2 separate regions of the Homo sapiens genome follow, and region 2 is linked to region 1. The links are chromatin contacts, found by Hi-C or POLR2A ChIA-PET in ENCODE. All regions are on one chromosome and are shown on one strand. Each heading gives the region's core, a stretch centred on a gene start or an enhancer-like site at or near the end of the contact. The rest is flanking DNA. Distances are from core to core; before and after follow the strand shown.

Evidence for each region. Hi-C counts contacts between places; a loop is a spot of excess contacts on that map. ChIA-PET counts read pairs that join two places held with the same protein, here RNA polymerase II (POLR2A). Pooled maps may share reads with other maps.
Region 2: a loop to region 1 is called in a map of CD4-positive, alpha-beta memory T cell, with 3 times the contacts of the local background. The contact joins two enhancer-like sites. A Hi-C loop is called at or near these places in 1 of 168 maps with a recorded cell type or tissue (CD4-positive, alpha-beta memory T cell) and 7 of 50 pooled maps. POLR2A ChIA-PET finds 5 or more read pairs at or near these places in 1 of 52 experiments (activated CD4-positive, alpha-beta T cell).

The regions. Positions count from the first base shown.
Region 1 is chr16:78,746,364-78,752,454 of GRCh38, forward strand. The region is part of intron 8 of WWOX (WW domain containing oxidoreductase); the gene reads left to right. Among named protein-coding and RNA genes, the nearest start is that of WWOX-AS2, 250 kb to the left of the region's middle. Within about 2 kb of position 3,473, at least 6 of the 41 ENCODE cell types and tissues checked have a DNase peak (open chromatin) inside an H3K27ac peak, as active enhancers do.
Region 2 is chr16:79,268,295-79,273,961 of GRCh38, forward strand. It overlaps a transcript of MAF not described here. Among named protein-coding and RNA genes, the nearest start is that of MAF, 330 kb to the right of the region's middle. Within about 2 kb of position 1,342, at least 3 of the 41 ENCODE cell types and tissues checked have a DNase peak (open chromatin) inside an H3K27ac peak, as active enhancers do.

The sequences.
Region 1 (6,091 bases), core at 2,223-4,722:
GGTGCATGCCTGTAGTCTCAGCTACTTGGGAGGCTGAGGCAGGAGGATCAACTGAGCCCAGGAGTTTAAGGCTGCAGTGAGCCATGATCATGCCACTACACTCCAGTACACTCCAGGACTTTAGGCCTGCTAAAGTGCATTGTAGTAATACTAGATATCAGCACCCTTGCCATGGCCTCATGAGCAGTGAAATGAACTTTCTTGCTCCTGGATTTTTGGCTCTTGGCCTTGTAATTTTTTTTTTTCATGGGATATTAGTCAACATGATGTGAGCAGAGTCTTGAGATGTGCTTGCATGATTGGCTTTGTACTCCTGCATTTTTCCCATAGCCAATGCCTTTTCTTCAGCTTGGGCTGCAGAATGAGATAGATGAAACAGACCTGAATCTGACTTATACCCTGGAGCCATTTTCAGCAAACCCAGTCAATATCAGGCCAACCTCAACCAATTCTTAGACTAGTGAGTGAGGAAAATAAATATTTGATCTTGTGAACCCTTGAAATTTTGAGGTTGTTTGTTATGCGGCAGTATTTTGGCAGTAGCTGATGAATACACCACTCCCCATCCCTAGTGGCTTCCTATACCATTTAGAATAAAAATACACGCTCTTTTCCAGGGTCTACATGTCCTGAAGACCTGAACTCCTGCCTGCCTCTCAGTTTATTTCCTACCTCAAGTAGCTGTGCCCAATGTCCTCCCAATATCCTGCAACCACTCTAGTCTTCTTTCTTTTCCTGGGACCCACAGAGCCTATATCTGCTTCAAGGCTTTTGTACATGTTGTTTCTTTTGCCTGGGAAGAGTGGTGGGGGGCACTTTCTTGCCCATTTTTTTTTTTTTTTTTTGAGATGGAGTCTCGCTCTTGTCATGCAGGCTGGAGTGCAGTAGCACGATCTCGGCTCATTGCAACCTCTGCCTCCCGGGTTCAAGCAATTCTCTAGCCTCAGCCTCCCAAATTGCTGAGAGTACAGGCATCTGCGACCACACCTGTCTAATTTCTTATCTTTCTAACACAGTTTAAATATCACTTTCTCAGAGGCCTACCCTGACCATCCTACTTAAGTAACAATAATAAAATAAAAATACCCATCATTTATGAAGTGCTCATTATGTGCCAGCGTTCTTAGCATCTCCCAACAACCCTAGGAGACAGGCATTACAATGAGCCTTCGTAATGTTCAGATGAGGAAACTGAGGCTAAGAGAGCCTTGGCAAGCTGAGTTACTTAGCTAGCAAATGGTGGAGTCGAATTCAAACCCTGCCTCTCCTCACCCACTCTGTTTCTTTTCTTTTGAGCACTTACCACTTTCTGAATATGTATACAATTGTTTCCTCGATTACTGTCTGCCTCTTCTTCCCTAGAGCGTCAGCCCATGAGCTTATCCAGCCTACAGAGGAGATGCTGCAGCTTGGCAGAGCATGGATTGCTCAACATACCAGAGTTTAGTCCTACCTCTGTCTCCAAGCTGCTCCATGATCAAGGATAAACTATAATCTTTCTCTCTGCCTCAGTTTTTCCACCTGTCAGTGGAGGGGCATGCTCTTGGATGCCTGAGTTTTTCTTAGACTCAGCATCCTGCAGCCGAAATAACCATGCTTCTTAGTGGTCCTCTTGCGTAGCAGCCTAAGAAACTCCAAGTCCATCTGCGCCGAAGAGTATTGAACTTGGCCAGAGCACTTGGGATCTGCAGAAGTGTCCCCTGTCTGTTAGTTTTTTCACAGACTCTGCTCTTTCTCTCCCAGACCGGACCCTCCACTCCTCTATCTCGCATTTATCCATTGCACCCCGTGTCATTGCCGAATTCCTGAGCTACAAAGGTGAACAGGCACCAAAGCTAGGGCAGTGTCCACTCAATACATATCTGATGAATGAATGAATGAACCTTGTCTACCACAGATAGCTCACCACAAATAAACATTTTAATCTACTATAAAATAGCTCAAAAGACTCTATGCAAATAATTACTGTTACCCAGTGGTGGAAGTGCTTCACTTTTTATGGAAAGTCTTTCACTCATTTCTATCTGCAGTATTTACTGGGCATTTTTCCACGCCAAGCCCTGGGGATACAGAGTTAAATAAAATAGAAGCTTAATCCAGGCATGCTGGCTGTAAAGTTCACCTTTCGGCTCCTTTCTGCCATTCTTATTAGGGTCTTGCCCCATCTTGGCAGCAAGCCTGCTTTACCATTGGAGACCTCAGCTCTGATTACAATACGTCCGTGATCAACATGCCCTAACTGGTTAGCAGATGGCAGCTGCATGAAGTCACTGGGCCCAGATAGGAATCAACAAGGGAGATTAGGTAAAGTGCTTATTTGAGGTGCTGTCAGGGCCCGTGGCAAAGGGTTCCCTCATTCCCTCTGCAGTTATTTTTCATGCACACTCGGATTACACTGCTCGGTGATATTACATCTGCATGCGTCTTGCCCTCTGACACGGCAAACACAGATGCTGCCCAAATCCTTGTAAAGCCATATATCTTAAGTAGGAAGGAGCATCTTTGCAGGGGAGGTGAATTGATTTGCAAAGCAGCCTGACACATGGTCTCTTATTTCTCCTTGCAATCAAATAATTCATCTTTATGCCCGTAGGGCCGTGGTGAAATTTGAACCTGACCAAATCAACGACTGCAAGGTTTATTTGTAGCAGTGGGATCAGAGAAATTAGCCAAGTGTATTCTAAAATTATCAATTGCTGATCACATGGTCTGGATGTGTTTTAGTGCTTAGGGGTTGGTGGACCGAGGCTATGGTGGCATAGTCCTCCATGACCAAGGGCTGTCTGCATGGGTACGCAGATAAAACATGCACTGCCATGGGGTGACCTGTGTGCCATGCATCACACACAGACTACTGTTTAACCACCTACATCATAGGTAGATCCTGCATTTTACAAATGAGGAAACAGAGCTCGAGAGAAGTTCAATCCTCTTCCCTACAGAGAGGAAAGGGGAAAAAAATGGACTTTCAAGACAGCTGAAATTCAAAACAAAACAATGTTTTAAAATTGAATACAGCCTTTTGCATTAAAATTACCATTTTAATAATAGTTTAAAAGAGAGAAAGAGAGAGACCCAAAATAGTCAAACTGAGGTTTTGGGTTCTGGTGATAGAATATTAAATCATAATGAAGCATTTAATGTTTTGTTGTTGTTACAATTGTTGTTTTACCCTAGGGCTATGCAAAGTAGTTTAAGGATGTATTTATTTCAGTGGGGAAAAAAAGTGGAGGATATACATTTGGAGGATAAGGAAGCATGAATTAGGGTGGAGGAAGTGTTTTCTGGTCTAGCTAAGGAGGAAAAATTATAGACCTCAAAATAGGTGTCATTTAATATATATCTGTGAAAATGGGCCAAATAGATTGCCTCCGTTAAAGCCGTATTGGATGTTCAAATCTCGAGTTACCTGAAATGCAACTGTACTTCCTATATTTAACCAGGCTTTTTATAAACTGTTCCTCTTAACACCTCAAGCTGACAACCACATCCTGGGTGGTTATTTAATACCAAGTTTGACTTTCTTCACTTTGAGGGTCCTCAAAATAGAAGGTCAGAGAGTAGACTTTTAAAAGTCTTGCACTGTTTACAAGTCAGATGCTTTTTGGCAGAGTGACTCTCAGCTCCCCCCAACAATCCCTTCTTGTCGTTCAGTAGTAGATAGACTCTATCAGGGAAAAATAGGAGAAATAAAATAAGACAGCATATGGAAGGCATTGCTGAAAGTCTTTTTCACACCTTAAAAACAAGGAAGAAGAGAAATGAAAATAAAATAGTGAGCAACACCTCGGTGAAAGTAGAGGTGTTTGTACAGTTCAGCTGCTGCCTTATTCAAAAACAGGAAGAAAAACCCACTGCCCAGGTCAGCTGGTGGGTGATCTCCACTGAACTCCTATTCAGAGGCTCAGTTTCTCTGCAGGACAGAAATGAGAGGCACAAAATTTCATAGCTGTCTTGCCCCTCCTGTGGTCTGTAAGAATGGGACCAGGACTCCTAGTTGTGAACCCGAAAGGATTTCCATTAGGATCAGGAAGTGTGAGTTGGCTTAGAAAAAGTAAAGAAAGAACAGTGCTGTTTCATTTATTTATCATGTGTAAGTAAACTGGGATTTATTTTATTTTATTTTTTATTTTTTGTTTCAGTTTCGGGGGGTACATGTGTAGGTCTGTTACATGGATATCTTGCAAGATACTGAGATTTGGGCTTCAATTGAACCCATCACCCAAATTAGTAAACATAGTACTCAATAGGTAGTTTTTCAATCCTTTTCTCCTTCCCTCCCTAGTCCCCCCTTTTGAAGTCCCCAGAGTCTATTGTTCCTGTCTTCATGCCCATGTGTACGCAGTGTTGAGCTTCGACTTGTAAGTAAGAACATGCGGTATTTGGTTTTCTGTTTCTGCATTTATTCGCTCAGGATAATGGCTTCAAGCTGTATCCACGTTGCTGCAAAGAACATGATTTTCTTCTTTTTTATGGCTGTGTAGTATTTCGTGGTGTATACGTACCACATTTTCTTTAACTAATCCACCATTGATGGGCACTTAGGATGATTCCATGTCTTTGCTGTTGTGGGTAGTGCTGCCAAGAACGTGAGTGCAGGTGTCTTTTTAGTAGAGTGATTTATTTTCCTTTGAATGTATACCCACTAATAAGATTGCTAGGTCAAATGGTAATTCTATTTTTAGACCTTTGAGAAATCTCCAATTTATTTTTCATAGGGACAAGGTTGCAGAGAAAAGAGAAGAGTGCTGTTTCAAACAGTTGAAACCATTCCTACTTCCAAAAAGAATTTGACTCAAAAGGGAATAGTACACTACATATAAAAGACAGATGTATTTAATTTGTGTTTCGAACTACATATCAGAAATTAGTTAGAAGAAGATATGAGATAAATATACCTGGAAACTTTATGAATTATTTCTGACATCTAGCATTAAATTTAGCTGGGTTTCCTGGGAGTCAAAAGCAAAGAGTTTTCAACCAAAAAAAAGAAACAGAGGTGTATAGTAACACACCTCTGTCCTGCAACATAACTGTAAGAATTTATCAGATTATATATATATATATTTATCAGATTATATATATATTTATCAGATTTTATATATATATATATATATATATATATGCATATGTTTGTATATAAATATACATGTAAAGACCCAAAACTCATATAAAAAGACAAGGTGATACAGCATTTTAAAACAGTTTACTAAAAATAACAAAACATTCTTCCATCAGTCATGCATGCCTTATATTTATGTAGATACAAAAATAGAGTTTGATATTAAACAATACTCCAAGAAAGCCATTTCTGCAGAGTTAAAAAATACGTAGGTTCAGTTCCTTACCAACACGTAGACATGTTGTGATGAAAGAAGGAAAGGAAGGAAGGAAGGAGGAAGGGAAGAAGGAGGGAGGGAGGGAAAGAGAGAGAGAGAAAAGGAAGAGAAAGGATTTTCTAGAAAAAGAAAGGAAGGAGGGAGGGAAGGTAAGAAAGAAATTAATTCCCATTTTAGAGTAAGACTGGAGGCAGAGTGGTCACCCAGATGAAAATGAATAACCCAACTGTGTCTTTCTTCTGGTGCCTCCACGTGGAAGTGGGCTGCCACAATACTTCTAAAGAGAATTGGCATTTTTCTTTAAATAAGGAGGAGGATGAGGAGAGAGACGACACAAAATTCACTCACAGAAGTGAACATAAATTCTAACATTGGTAAAACTTTGTCTTTGTTTTAAATAATCAGTCAGTTGTCTCAATCCATAAAAGAGTATCTCTTGTACAATGTCTGCTTTTGAGTGATTCACTTCGATGCGTACTGAAAATATACCTTTAAGTAGTTGAGTGACTTGAAATATTGGTAAATGTTCTTTAATATTTTGTCTGTCAGTGTTAGAGACTATCAGGTTAAAACAAAGATATTCTTTCTTTCCTTTTTGTTTTTGACGGAGTCTCACACTCTGTTGCCCAGGCTAGAGTACAGTGATGCGATCTCAGCTTACTGCAACCTCTGCCTCCTGGGTTCAAGCGATTCTTCTGCCTCAGCCTTCTGAGTAGCTGGGATTACAGGCACACACCACCACACCTGGCTAA
Region 2 (5,667 bases), core at 92-2,591, 520 kb after region 1:
TTATGATCATGGGCTTGTAGGAAACCTCTGTTCATATCCTGAGTCTTTTGCTCCTGGCTGCAGGATTTTGAGCAAGTCACTTCACCTCTCTAAGCCTCCATTTCCTCATCTGTCAAATGGTCATAGTAATGATGGCACTAGCCTGTTAGGATTACTGTGAAAGTGAATTCAGACAATGCATAGTAAAAGTGCAAGGCTGGAACGTAATATAGGTTAGCAATTGTGACCACCTTTCCCCACAGTAGCCACATTTCTGTAGTCGAACTAGGACAACAGGTTTTGCAACAACAGACATAGAGTTGTTTAAAAATTAAGGAAGAAACAATGGCATTTCTCAGCTAAATGAAAAGAACTGGAAGAATGAATTAGCCAAACTGTAGGCTGAAAGAAATCAAACTACCCAAGAAACATTGCAACAGGAAGCCCACCAACTCCATATATCAGTTTCAAAAGAGGACCCCAATCCTGAGAAAGAAATTCTCACTGTGCTGCCGGCCACCTGGGGCAGCCAACATCATGCACACAAGCCGCATTGTCAGATGCTTGTCTGCAATTCTTCCCTGTGACTTACCAGTGGTATAGCCCTGGGCAAGCCATTTCACTCTTTTGCACCTCTCTTTCTCTGCCTGATAAATGGGAGTAATGATCAGGATCTCTTAGGAGTGTGAGAATTAAGAGATAAAAGCTCCTCAGCTGTGGCTTGCTCATAGTAGGTGTTTTGATATTTGCTAGTTTCCAATCTTTCTACCTTTTCTTGGCCAAATCTTTATGGAAAGCAGCTTTAATGTCTTGTAACCCTGGGACCTGTCTCTATGTTGGTCATTTGGTCTCAATGCTTATTGAACTGTTTACCACCCAAGATGTCTTGGTGTTTGCCTTAGAGAACTGAAATCAGAGTCCAACGTGGAATGGAAGCTGGATGTGATGTAGGGGCTGTTTAGCAAAGGAGTGACTTCCAGCAGTGGCTATGTGCTTCTCGGGCTTGGGTCTGGGCACCCGAGTGAGTTACACCTTCCTCCTCTCACTCACTGCCCCTAATGGCTCATACATGGTTGCAAATCCAGCCTGTAGGTTTACAGGTGTCACCATGGCCGTGAAGCCCTTCTCAGTCAGGAACAAGATTTTACACCTCTTTCTTTCTCTCTGGCGAATGGAGGTATGGGTGGGTGTGGACAGAGGCTTGAACCACAGCTCCCATCCCAAATGAGCCAACACCCCTGTCTTGTCACCAGGCTTTAAAAAAAAATCTAAGTTGTGATTAATGGCATCTTGAGGTTCCCCTTGCAGAAATAAGGTCATGGTGAAGAATATGGCTGATCTGAAACTCCGGTGAACTTCAAGGGCAGGAGCAGAATGATAATTATTCTGGTTTTGGCTCATCTTCCTTCTCTGTGGCCTGTGACTTCAAGGTCGGGGGCTGTCCCTGCCTCTCAGACTTCCTTTCATGCAAATCGCCCTGAGTGAGGGGTGAGGGGTAGCAACACCAGAAAAGGAAGCAAAGGAATGTAATGAACTCCAACCTCCACGGACCTACTTTCTATTTTATAGGCAAGCCTCTAAGGGAGAGGTTTGGCCTTAGCTCCATCGTCACCCAAGCAAGGTCTTGCATATTTCCATAAAATCCCAAACCTAGAAGCAAGCTATGGAGACGAACCTGGTCCATTCATCTCTCAAGAAATGAATGCATTGGTTTCATTCCAGAAAGATCACAGCTCTGAAGGGCTTATGGGTTTTTTTGCAATCCTGTTTTTTTCATCCTGCATGCTTACGGGAATTCAAGTCTCCTAGCTACCTCTTCTCGGGGTGGGTGGAAGGAGGTGAAGGGCCTAGAAGATCAGGGAATAGGCAGCTTTGGGACAGAAGAGACAAAGGAAGCCCCTGAAAAGCAGATCCCTTCTGCATCTAGCTCCCACAGAAGGTACCCCTTTAAAAAAGCATCCTAGTGTATGAGTTCTATTGTGTGCTGGCCTGAGGGCTGCAGGGGGCTTTTTCTTTGCTGGCTTGAGACAGTGGGTGGCTGTGTGTGATATATTTCTTGAGAACCCAAAGTAGTAGCAAGGCTTGCAGTCAAGGAGATGTGGCCAAGGGCAGAGGAGCATGTGTGGAGTGGAGGAAGGAGAACAGATGAAAAGCTAGGAATCCTGCCTCCTTGAGGCACTCAACCCAGTCTTTGAACCATAGATTCCCCATCTGAAAGCAAGGAGCTGGAATCCATCATCTCTCTGCTCCTCTGATTTATAGGCAGGATACCAAGGGAAAGATTTAGTCTTAGCCCCATCATTGCTTAGGTAGGGCTGGCTTGTTTCCAGTGATAATCCCAAATCTAGATGCAGTGACTTTCTGGCACAACCATCTCTCAGGAAGTAAATACACTGGTGACAGTAGGAAGGAGGAGGGTGGAGAAAGCTCCCACTGGCCCTGATTTGTGTGGGCTGAAGTCCAGGCTTGGAAGGCGATCTCTTCCTGGTGTAATTCACTGAGTGCGTCTAAGCAGTGTGGCTTGGGAGGTCACCATGCACTGACCACAACCCTATACACAGACACAGACAGAGACACTCATACACACTCTGTCCCTCTAATTTGTGAGTACAAAGACATGGCCAGAGTTTTTTTTTTTTTTAATGAGACAGAGTTTCACTCTTTTCACCCAGGATAGAGTGCACTGGTGCAATCTTGGCTCACTGCAATCTCCGCCTCCTGGGTTCAAGTGATTCTCCTGCCTCAGCCTCCCGAGTAGCTGGGATTACAAGCGCCCGCCACCATGCCTGGCTTTCTGGCATTTTTTTTTATTTTTTATTTTTAGTAGAGACGGGGTTTCGCCATGTTGGCCAGGCTGGTCTTGAACTCCTGATCTCAGGTGATCCACCTACCTTGGCCTCCCAAAGTGCTGGGATTATAGGCGTGAGCCACCGCACCCAGCCATGGCCACAGTTTTCAAGTGAGAACCATGTTAGGGCCCTAGCTCACTGTTTCCCCATTTACAGATAGGAGAGTACACACCTCACAAGGCACATAACCTCCATTGGGTTACTACTAAATAAAATTTCCCAGCCTCCCAATGTATGTAAATACCCTTAAATCTCATAATACAAATAAGGCCATTTGGTGCAGCTGCACAAATGCCCGGTAACCTTAGGCAAGTCATGTAAAACTTTCAGGATGGAATTCGTGTAGCTGCAAAATAAAGATGTTGAATTACCTGCTCTCCAAAATCCCTCTGTCCTCTGTAAGTATGCATGAGTAGACTGTGACAGCCTCTGGGTAATTCAAGCATTAAAATAATATCCACAACCCCTCAATTGCTTATTTTCTCTCTCAGATACAAGTCTGTTGATATTAATAAAGACTGTTGATATTGATGAAGAACTATCAATATCCATCTCTACTGCTAAGGAACCTAAGTTGTTCCAAACATGATTTGGAGCATGTGATGTCTCTGAGGGATGTGACTTGAGACATCTATCCAGGTTTCTTCCTTGCTTAGTCAGCATTTTCTTTCAAATATGGTATAAAAGGTACAATATGGAGCTTGGTGGCACCACCAGGGAGGTGATGAGGAAGAAGGTGCTGCCTGTAACAGTAGCAGAAGAAGTGAGAATCTCCCTGACCCCTCTGCCTCCCCTGCAGACTCCAACAGCAAAACGGGGGCCCACACAGGATATGGGATCCAAGAGGGATTTTTCTGCCTGTTGTGGCCTCCAAATTCTCCAAATAGGTCCGTTCACACAAACAAGGGTAGTTTGTTCTCCCAGCGACAGGTACGTGTGAGCCAATACTTGGGTGGGGGGATGTCAATGGGGGTAAAAGAAAACCTTTGCCTAGTGGGCAGCAGGCGGGGGCCCCCACCAGGGCGTCTCTGATGAAAACGTTCAGCTTGATGTGGCGTCTCTGGTTCCTCTGAACGCGCTCAGAGACAGAGGCGTTGAGCGGTGCTCTCTGTGTTTGAAGGTGTTTCTCTACAGCAAACACCAGGCGGAGAAGAGAAAAACCCAAACCACTTCAAGTGGATTCCGATTTTGAAAGCCACCACATGAAAAGTGCAGAGACCTAAGCCCCCTTTAGTACGAGCCCAAGAGTAACAGGCTCAGGCTGGGGCGGGTCGCCTGCTCCTGGGCTGCCAGCCCCCTGGAGGCCCTGTGCGTGTGACTCTACGGCCAAAGACATCAGTGGAGGGGGAGGTGGGAGCTTTCATCTCTGCACACCGACTTGCTCAGAACTAGACCACAGCGCCGCTCCATGCGGATGCCCTAAGTAGGACAACTTTCATTTGTGACCACGTGGCCCCACCCATCTCTGAACTTCCTGAGGTTTGGCACAGACCTGGGAAGAGTTATGACCTTCAGAGAAGACCGTAAAGCACACCAAGAGCCGATACTCTGAGTTAAAGCCATTCATTCATTCATTTGTCCATTCATTCATTCTTTCCTCCCAACCATATTTTTTTAAACATCTCAACACAACTTCTCCTCACCACCCACAATTCGGTAACGAGAGGAGCACCCGATATTTTTCCCTGCTGTCCTCCACGTTGACCTGATTCCTTTGGTCTTGGCACCTGTTTGCCAACTCCTAACAATTGGCTTTTGCTTGATTGACCCCCTTGCCAAAGCCTGATCCAAGACCCTAAACTTAGAAGAGTTTATTTTGCCTCTCCTCTTCTGCATTTCATGTAATCCAAAATGTGTCTAAACTCTAAATTATAAAATACAGAAGTAAGAAGTATGTTAAAATGACATTGTGCCGAAGTTATTGATAATACAATGTGGGAAAATTCACCAAAGTTGGAATTCTTGTTTTGCTCTGCGGTGTCCTTGTTTTGCTGGGGCCCTAAGATACATTTAGTCAGACCTTCAGGGAATCCCCCACGACTGTCTGCTCCCTGATCCCTGCTTTCAACCCCTAGGGAACCTCCTCTGGCCCCAACCCCGGCTGAGACACAATGCAACCCACCAGCTTCTGCAGTGGTCAGAGCATTTATCTAATCTCTGGGCTCAGACAGTGCAGGGAAAGAGAAGTTCCATGACTCGAAAAAGGCATTTAAAGTGGACGTTAGACTTTTCATTGCTGCCATGTGAACCTATGCTCCCTTTTATCCTGATGAGTGAAACGTCCATTTGCTGCTGTAACAAATTACCACAAACTTGGTGGCTTAAATCAACATAAATTTATGTTTCAGTTCTAGAAGTCAGATGCACAAATAGGTCTCACTGGGCTAAAATCAAGGTGTCTGCCAGGCTGTGTTCCTTCTGGAGGCTGTGGGGGAGAATCTGTTTTCTTGCCTTTTCCAGCTTCTAGAGGCTGCAACATTCCTTGGCTTTTGGCTCCTTCCTCTGTCTTCAAAGCCAGCAATGGCAGGTGAAGCTCTTCTCATCCTGTTTCACTCTGACCTCTTCTGCCTCCCTCCCACTGTAAAGAACTCTTGTGAATAATTATGCCCACCCAGATAGTCCAGGGTATTGTCCTTATTTTAACGTCAGCTGATTAGCAAATTTAATTCCATCTGTATCTTTAATTTCCCCTTGCAATTCCCATGTAATATAGCATATTCACAGGTTCTAGGGATTGGGACATGGATATCTTTGAGGGACTAGTATTCTGTCTGCCATAGCTGGAGGTCTGCAGAATCAGCTGGGTTCTAGGTACTTCGTGTCTGCCTTTTTTTTTTTT